3 separate regions of the Homo sapiens genome follow, and regions 2 and 3 are each linked to region 1. The links are chromatin contacts, found by Hi-C or POLR2A ChIA-PET in ENCODE. All regions are on one chromosome and are shown on one strand. The core of a region is the stretch at or near the end of the contact, and the rest is flanking DNA. Distances in the headings are between cores, read along the strand shown.

Evidence for each region. A loop is a pair of places that touch in the nucleus more often than their neighbours do. ChIA-PET counts read pairs that join two places held with the same protein, here RNA polymerase II (POLR2A). Pooled maps may share reads with other maps.
Region 2: a loop to region 1 is called in a pooled map, with 2.2 times the contacts of the local background. The contact joins two enhancer-like sites. A Hi-C loop is called at or near these places in 1 of 168 maps with a recorded cell type or tissue (PC-9) and 2 of 50 pooled maps. POLR2A ChIA-PET finds 5 or more read pairs at or near these places in 2 of 52 experiments (AG04450 and WTC11).
Region 3: a loop to region 1 is called in a pooled map, with 2.5 times the contacts of the local background. The contact joins two enhancer-like sites. A Hi-C loop is called at or near these places in 2 of 50 pooled maps. POLR2A ChIA-PET finds 5 or more read pairs at or near these places in 2 of 52 experiments (B cell and activated T-cell).

The regions. Positions count from the first base shown.
Region 1 is chr3:59,808,365-59,811,245 of GRCh38, reverse strand. The region is part of intron 8 of FHIT (fragile histidine triad diadenosine triphosphatase); the gene reads left to right. CFAP20DC-DT (CFAP20DC divergent transcript) reads right to left here. Exons shown (of 7, transcript XR_002959675.2): 7 at 1-1,514. Among named protein-coding and RNA genes, the nearest start is that of CFAP20DC-DT, 720 kb to the right of the region's middle. RefSeq lists enhancers at 506-1,139, 1,140-1,773, 2,408-2,881. Within about 2 kb of position 1,421, at least 2 of the 41 ENCODE cell types and tissues checked have a DNase peak (open chromatin) inside an H3K27ac peak, as active enhancers do.
Region 2 is chr3:59,479,173-59,482,092 of GRCh38, reverse strand. All of the region lies in intron 5 of CFAP20DC-DT (CFAP20DC divergent transcript), which reads right to left. Among named protein-coding and RNA genes, the nearest start is that of CFAP20DC-DT, 390 kb to the right of the region's middle. Within about 2 kb of position 1,517, at least 2 of the 41 ENCODE cell types and tissues checked have a DNase peak (open chromatin) inside an H3K27ac peak, as active enhancers do.
Region 3 is chr3:59,450,036-59,452,771 of GRCh38, reverse strand. All of the region lies in intron 5 of CFAP20DC-DT (CFAP20DC divergent transcript), which reads right to left. Among named protein-coding and RNA genes, the nearest start is that of CFAP20DC-DT, 360 kb to the right of the region's middle. Within about 2 kb of position 1,256, at least 8 of the 41 ENCODE cell types and tissues checked have a DNase peak (open chromatin) inside an H3K27ac peak, as active enhancers do.

The DNA.
Region 1 (2,881 bases), core at 172-2,671:
ACTGCCATTGCCTCTGCATTCTCCTAAAATAAAGAGGATTTGATGTGCTTAGTACAGATGTGTTATGAGAGGGTGACATAAGTGTGCAAGGGCATCCTTGACGTTGTGTTGTGTCCATGTGACATAGTAACTGGGCACAACTCATTTCACACTGAGAGGTTGAGACTGGTCAGTTATTGGAAACCCAGAGCATTCTGATTTTCTCTTGTGACAACAGTTCCACTTTGGCCTGTTCATAAATCACACTGGCTTGAGAGCAGACCATCACAAGTATGTTTTCTTTCTAGTATTCCACTTTCAACAGACATGTTTTAAATTAACCAGCCAAACACAGTTCAAGAATCAGAACCAGTGAGTGAAAAGTCTACTTGGCTCAAAACCTGACTCAGTCTTATTAATTCAGAAAGCAGAAAGCTTACATGCGCTAATTACCAAAGCTACTAATTAGCTTTAATTATAAGCTTGGAAGGAAGTTGAAGTGTGCTGCATTCGATAGTGCTGTTGACCTTTTCAGTGTACTTTGGAGGGGGAGGGTGGAGAGGCATAAAGGAGGTGTTATAAAATTCATCAGAGAGCAATTAATTTATGTCTTCTGATGAATATGCTATAAATTAACACATCTGTGTATATCAGAACATAAAGGCATTTTAATGGAGCCTTACCAGTGTCAACTCTGAGTGCCCCAGCCAGCCAAGAAAATGTACTCGTTTGGTAAGTTATTTCTTATTCTACCGCTATTGTAAACCATGTGGCAAACTGCATCCAGCCAGGTGCATGCTTCTATTTGTAAGTCATAATTAAGATAGGGGGCCAGCTTTGATTGATTTGGGAGGGTCACTCTGAGGAGCTGCCCTTGCAGACATTTCATGAGGTGCTCAGAAATCTGTTTCATGCCAAAGTCTGGAAATACTGTCCCCATTGGTCTCTCACCAGGGTCTTATTTGTCACTCTCTCTGAGCCTCTACAGCCCAAGGCTCAAACCGTGCCTTTGATGTGGCTGGGATGCTCCATGCTGTTTTTCATGTGGTAAGACAGCTCCTCCAGTACTCCTCCTCACACAAATGACGATGGCTTTCAGGGACCACCAGTACAGCCTTTCACACCTCAGAAGACCCTCCTCAGGCCCCAGGAGCCCTCTCACAATCCCCGTAAGAGGCACCTAAAGCAGACCAGCATCTGCTTGCTGTGACTTGTAAACTCTGAGTCCCCTTATCCTCTAGATTTGAAGCTTCTTTGGTTAGGTTCCAATCTCTCAAAACTGACGTATCCCCTAGTAACCACCAGAGGGATCCCATATAATGTGATAAAAATTATAATCAACATGGAGGAATCACAGCTCAGCCAGCGTGTGCTTGCTTCCAAGGCCCCAGGTCTCTCAGCCTGGAAAAGGAGAGCGGGGAACAAAGGAGGAACAATGTGAGGGAAGGTTCTCCTTGGCAGCTTCGGGGAAGGGATCCTCAAAGGAGAGGCACAGGTCTGAAGACGGAAGTGTCTGAGGCCAATCTTCTCTTCTCCTGGAAACAAGCAAACAAATAAAACAAACCCCAGTCATTACAAAGAAAGCCCTTTGAAAATCAGTGAAATCAGACCCTATTTGTTTCTAAACCCGTGTTCAGAAGTTGAACTCCAAATATAATGAGATTTTTTTGTGAGAACTAAGAGCCTTTTCCATGTTTCAAATAGGGTTGTACAATTGTATAAAAGAAGAGGGAATTGGGAGTGTATTATGTTAGCTTCCTAGGACTGCTGTAACAAATTGGCACAACATGAGTGGCATAAAACAACCAAAATGCATTCCCTCCCAGTTCAAGATGCTGGATGTCCAAAACTAAAGTGTCAGCAGAATCATGCTCTCTCTGAAAGTTCTGGGGAAGAATCCTTCCTTTCCGCAATCTTTGGCCTTCTTTGGCTTACAGCAGATTCACTCTAGTGTCCGCTTTGTCTTCACATGGCCTTCTGCCCTCCGTTGATGTCCTTATAAGGACACCAGTCACGGAATTTAGGGCCCATTCTAATCCAGTATGACCTCATCTTGACTAATAACATCTCCCAAGACCTCTTTCCAAATAAGGTCACATTCTGAGGCTCTAGGTGGACATGCATTTTTGGAGAGCACACTCTTCAACCCAGTATGTGTTCCTTAACTATTTATGTAAACAACATTTCAAGTTTAAGCCCTAGACACAAAGCTGGGCTGATACTGTAGTTCTAACATGATTTCCAGGTCTTGGGATGAAATCCATGATCACCACCGGGAAAATGATACTTCAGTCACCGTGGGTTTCCTCTCTGCTTTTTAAAATATAGTTTTTCAAGCACAATGCCTCTCCTCTAAGCTGTTGTAAGGCTTCTGTCGGAGAGTTTTTGGTGTCTTTTGTGTGTGAGTGTGTGTTGTGTGAAGTATCAGAAGACATTGTTTCTACCCCGCAGTCCCTTTGTAGCTAATTTTATTGCCCTCAGCTGTTAGGTCTTATAGATTATCCCCGAGCCTATTGGGCCAAATCGGTGTAGTTAAAGCTCAAGCCATCCTTGTTTATCCCTGTTCTTAATTCATGTCTGGCTGCCCAAACGGCCAACTGAAACTCCAGATCAGCTCAGCAGAAAGCTGTATGTTCAGGTCAAACATGCTTGAGTGAGAAGATTGTCTGCAGTGTGTCAGGCAAATTGGCAAGCAAGTGTCAACAGACCCGGAGGTGGGAGGAGAATGAAAAGAGGGGAAATTAGCAAAAGGAGTGGACGTGGTTGGACCTGAGTTTTACCGTAGGGTAGAGACTGGTCATCACTGGCAGAGGTGGGGTTGTGGGGAAAAAGGGAGATAGTCCCAGGGGCTTGTCAGAGAGGGCCTCCATCTCCAGGTCAGAAAAGCCCTGAAGAGCCAGCC
Region 2 (2,920 bases), core at 268-2,767, 330 kb after region 1:
TGTTTGTTTTTAAAGCAGCGAAGGCTCAAAATGCACTGTCATATTTAGGCAGTATTTCTAAATATTATGTTGCTCAAGTAGTAAAATGTAAAGTGCCACTACTAGGTTAGTCTCCTTAATCATAGAGGCTGAGAGAAGTTGAGTGGGAAGTTAGAAAGTATTTGGGGGACAAATGAGGAAAAAGGAGAAGGATATAAGTTGGTTTCAAATTTAGCTTTAATTTCCAAATTCTGTAGTAAAAAGATTCTTTCAAATAAGATACTCATTTATGTTGGCCAACTGGTTAGTTTCAGCCTTGTAGAATTTAGCCTGAGACCCCTTCGTTAGTTATAAACAAGTCAAGCTGATACCCACTTCTAAACTTTTTAGATATTTTACATTGAAATTAGCAATTGCCAATTTAAAGTCTACTTTGCCTTTCAGAAGAACTGAGAATATAGGTCTGTGTAACTAATTCAACTGTATCTTGGAGGGAAAAAGGCAAACAAAAAGAGCAGTTCAATTTATTGAACAACATATGAATTAGCGCCTAGTATATAATGTTCCTTATATATTCTTCATGGTAACAAAATCTGTATGGTAGTAGAGAGCCCTGCTTCTCAAAGTATGAACCCTAATCAGCTGCATTGATGTCACCTGGGAGAAATGCAGTCTCAGGTCTCACCCTGGAGCTCTGGAATGAGAACCTTTATTTTAACTGGATCCCCAGGTGCCTCCTGTACTTTCCAGTTTGAAGCACCCTGCCCTAGAGACCATTACCGATGAAACCTCTATTTGAAAGACAAACATCGTGCTCATGAAAAATATATGTGTATAGACTTTAGTCCCTCAGTCCTCAAGCCAATGATAATGTATACGTTTTAGAAACACAGTTTGCTAAAAAAAAAAAATTGATATTAATCTGTCAATTTTGCTTTCAAAAGCAAAATTGTTCTTTTGAACAAATCTGCTAACTGGTTACATCTTAAGGTAACCTATGCACCCAGATATATCCCTTTAACACAATCTTTCTTTAAAAAAAAGATTGGAAAAATAAAGATACATTTTAAAATGCAGATATACAGAAAGTAGAGCCTCACAGTTTGAATTTCATCTCATAACTGAGAGACAGGACAGGTTTCTGGTTCCCACGGTTTGTGACAAGTTCTTTCTCCTCTGTGCCCTGCTGCTACTTGCACTCCTAGTGGGTCTTCCAGGCAACAAACTTTTGTTTTTAATCATTACATGAAGATGAGGTTTAAAACATGCTTTCAGGACACACGTACAGTGGTTAATTTGTGAATGGTTGTATGTTAGTTTTAAAAAACCACACACACACGCTAAATCACATGATGGCGATTCTTACAGATTTCCAAATGCCAAAAGGAAAATTCCATATCTCCTTTGCTCTAAGTTTGGTGAAAAAAAGAAACATGTCCAAGAAGTTATAACTGAAAGTAGACCGGGCATGAGGAAGGACTTCCTACCATTTGGGGTGAGGAAATTGCAGGGCAGTAGAATGAGTCATGGACAAAAAAACATCAAAGGCAGCCCAACTGTCAGCTGCCAGAAATGCTAACATGCACAGATGTAAAACATGACTGAAGGAAGCAAAGCAGGAAAATTCTGGAGCGAGACAGAGTGAGATTCATGTCCACCCCAGCCCCCACCAACTGTGTGACATTGGGCAAGGTACTCAACCACTCTTAAGCCTGTTTATCTGTAAAATGGGATCGTAATTGTACATAGTTTGGAGGGGTGGCATAAGGCTTTCATGACACAATGCCCATCAAATACATACTAAAAAACTTAGCTATTATCAGTATTATCACCATTATTGTCATATATAAGAATGTATATCAAGTGCTTTGCACAATGCAGGCACATATAATTACTTAGTAAATAATGGGCTATTATTATTGTGATGGTAGTACATTCCTTGATTTTTTTAGAATTTCAAATTTCAGAAAATGATAGAACAGATTGTAAAACTTGGTCAAAAACTAAAGTCCTTCCAGCCCACATGGCCTCACTATACCCAGGCCCCCTCCCCACATGAGCCTCTGAACACTGGCTTCTAATTCTCCTTCGGGCTTCCCTCTCTCGCTGAGGGGAATGTCCCCTAACATGACATGAAGGATAAGGTCAATTATGATTTGGAAGAAGAATCCAGTCCCTAGGCTGAGACACAATGTTTTTTCAAAGAGACATAACAAAGGTCACCCTAGAGACAACTTTTCTTAACAGATGATTCTCCTGGGCTAGAAAAGCCAAAATGGACCTCAACGTGAATAACCTGCCAGCATCCTGCATTTTGACAGCTACAATTCTTCCTTTTTCAATTTCAATTCTTATTGATTTTGAAGATTCTCATTCCGGAGATGTATGCCGTCATTGTACTACAGTGTTTAGCAATTTATCTGTGCCTGCTTTTATATGCTAGATTGATTCTTTCCTATCGAAGCTGCAGGTGGGAGAGCGCCCGGGTTGCTATCTGGTGCCCTCTCTGCTCACAAGTGATTAAACTGAGACATTTCACGCTCTCACCTGAGGAAAAAATGCTAAAGTAAGCCTAGTGCCAGGGGGAGGTTCACATTTGGTAATGAAGCAGTGGAAGTTGGCAATGAACTCGATGAACTCCTTCTGAGAAGAAAGGCATAAATTAGGGAGAAGTGGAATCTGAGTGGGGCAAGGGCAACACAGACATTGCTCTGAATTTCCATTCAAAATCCCCAGATTTCCCTCTGGGAAGTCAATAGAGAACTGCATTAAATGATTAAATACTTGCTTGGTTCCGGTTACGGTTGGAAATGGTGAGCATTTTTTTTAAAACATGTGAAAATAGCTAGAAAAGATTAGGAAGTGTGGAGAGTGCAAATGAAATGAACCTGGATGAGAGTACATTTCTTACCGCTAGTTTTTCCAAAAAATAAATTTGAGA
Region 3 (2,736 bases), core at 7-2,506, 360 kb after region 1:
CATTTCTGAAATGGCAAATTAATTCTATTTCCAGGGCAGACATGAGAAATAAATATCTCTATTTGCCACTCTAGAAAGATTTCATATTTAGGTCACTAAAATACATAAGTTCTAGATCTACCTCCACCCCACCCCTGTTTAAAAACTCCCACAAACACAAATCACAAAAATATATAAAACAAATAATAAGGTCATCAAAAAGCAAACTGATGTGGTTGTCAGGGGCTCCCTGGCAACCAGGGGAAATAAGGACTTACGTAATGGATACAGAGCTTTAGTTTTACATGATGAAGAGTTCAGGTGGTTGGGTACACAACAATGCAAACATACTTAACACCCCTGAACTGTACACTTAGAAATGGTAAATTTTATGTTATATATATTTTACCATGATTTTTTCAAAATCATATTGAGATATCAAAACTCAAAGTCTTGCAGTTTTGGTCTTTAAAGAAGCTGCACATAGAAGCTTCTGGGCCCCAGGAAAACACGTTACATGATATCATGTGTCAGTTGGCCAGGATGCCTTAGACCAATGAGAACCTTCACCAAAGGGGCAGGCATTTTGGCTTTTAACCATCTATTGCCTGCCTGGCTTGGAAGCATCTGGTCTAGGCATGATCAGATCCTGCCTCTTTCCACTGATTTCCACCCTTTGGAATCTAAGGCCTATCCTCCTCCCACACACTCTTTCACGGATTAACTCTGAGTAGTGATGGCTACACAGTGGAGCTCATTACCTGGTAGGGCTGTGCGAGAAGCTGGCATGCACCCGTTCAGGGGTCCTCACCAATTCTGGGAAGTGGGTACTGTTCTTCCTCCCATTTTATGACTAAGAACACTGAGCCTTTGTAATGACACATTGATCTACATATGCCTACATTTTCCTCTTTCCAGGGAGAGTCACAAATAAAGGAATGAGAAAGCAACGGAATCTCTTCTCCCTGCCCGTTCACCTCCAGTCTTCTGGGTTTGTGGAGCATGCCCAGAAATCCCAGCAATTATTTCATCCACTTCACTATAAGCAACATTTTCCTGCATGAAATGCACTCCATCTGGGCTCAAACAGAGATTTATAAAAGCAACCTTTTTTGTCTTCACACAAAAGAAAGGCTAAGAGTGAAACTGTGGTGAGGTTTTGGTGCTCAACAGAAGGCTTTGGGAGGAGTCGAGTGCAGTTAGATATAAATAACATCGTTTAAGCCAGGATGTGGCTTGGTGACAGCTAACTCTGACTCTGGTCGCTTTGCCAGAACAGCTTTCAGCTGTTTCACGTGATTTCACAAACCCTTGAACTGCAGAGTTATTTCACACCTGCAGAGGTAATGAATGCCTTTTGAGAACATTTGCAAAGTTGGTTGGCAAAAGTCAAAGAAACCAGTGGAACACAAGCTCTCCAGAGGCCTTTTTCCTGTTCCACACGTGCTGTGCCTCAGTGAGTAGAGGGAGGCCGTCAAATGGAGTGACTACAAGTTCACAAATAAATTGTCTTCTTTACCAGTGAGTCAGTGTACCTCAATCTCATCAGAATAGAAAAACAAAAATGAAAGAACCTCAGATTTCATGGTAGTGGCAAGATACAGGGCTGAATGTCCTGCCTGCAGATGTGGGGCCCCTGTTCATAGACTGCCATGTCATCTAGCACATAAGCAAACAATGTACAAATGCCTGTGTATACTTGTTACAATTCATGCCAGGAATTTACCTCCTGGGTATGTGAAGTGTCTGTGTTTCAGGGAGTGGAGATTTCTGATCTCTCCCTCTCCTGCTACTTCCCATTCATCTTTTAACTCAGAAGCTGTAACTCTCCAGATACAGAGATGCCAGTATCCCACTTTGCATATTCCGAGAAAAAGAGCAGCCCAGACATAATTCAGAAATTCATAATCAGCATGGCCACAAATAAAATTTTAAAAGTCATTTCTTGTGAACATTTCATGGTGGTGGATTCCTCCGCATATAAAAGGACTATGTCCCATAGGAATTTATTAGTAGTCTAAGAAGGATTCTATGAATAAATTATACAAACTGTGGAAAATGTGTCAAAAAGGATAGAACTATTTGCTCAAAAATTCTGGTAAATAGACTTAAACCATGCGCATTACGTGGGGATTACCCATTCAGAGAGAATTTATTTATTCAGAAAATGTTTATTGCTAGGCACACCCAGTATAGACAGGTGAACACCACAGTTTTGGTTCCTGCCTCATGGAGTTTACCGTCTAGTTGGAGAGGTGGTTGGTGAACAGACGAACAAATATAAAAACAAACATGGACAGTGCTGAGATACAGCAGAGTGATGACAAGAGATTCAGAGCCCTTTCTTGTACTGAAACATGCAAATTTTCTCATTGATTGCTTGTTAATGTTTTATAGGACTCTTTAGGGTACAGCAGGGGGCCTCAAGTATCTTGAGAATAATAGTCATTGTTCTAAGTGGCAGTGAATAGAGAATTCCAGGGAATATGTGATTAGATACTTACAATGTCAAATCAACCTAACCAAATACCTTCCATAGAAGTGTCTGGAGAGGCAGGTGAGATAGCATAAAAAGTGAGCTTGGGTGGCAAGTAGACCTGGATCTGGATTCCACCTGCACTATTCATCCGTTGGGTGACCTTGGGCAAAGAACTTGAACTCTCTAGGCCTCAGGGTCTTAGGGTGTTAAAGGGGAAAACTGTACCTACATCAGATGGTTCTTGTCAGAAAGAGCTAATAAGTCATATACTATCTGTT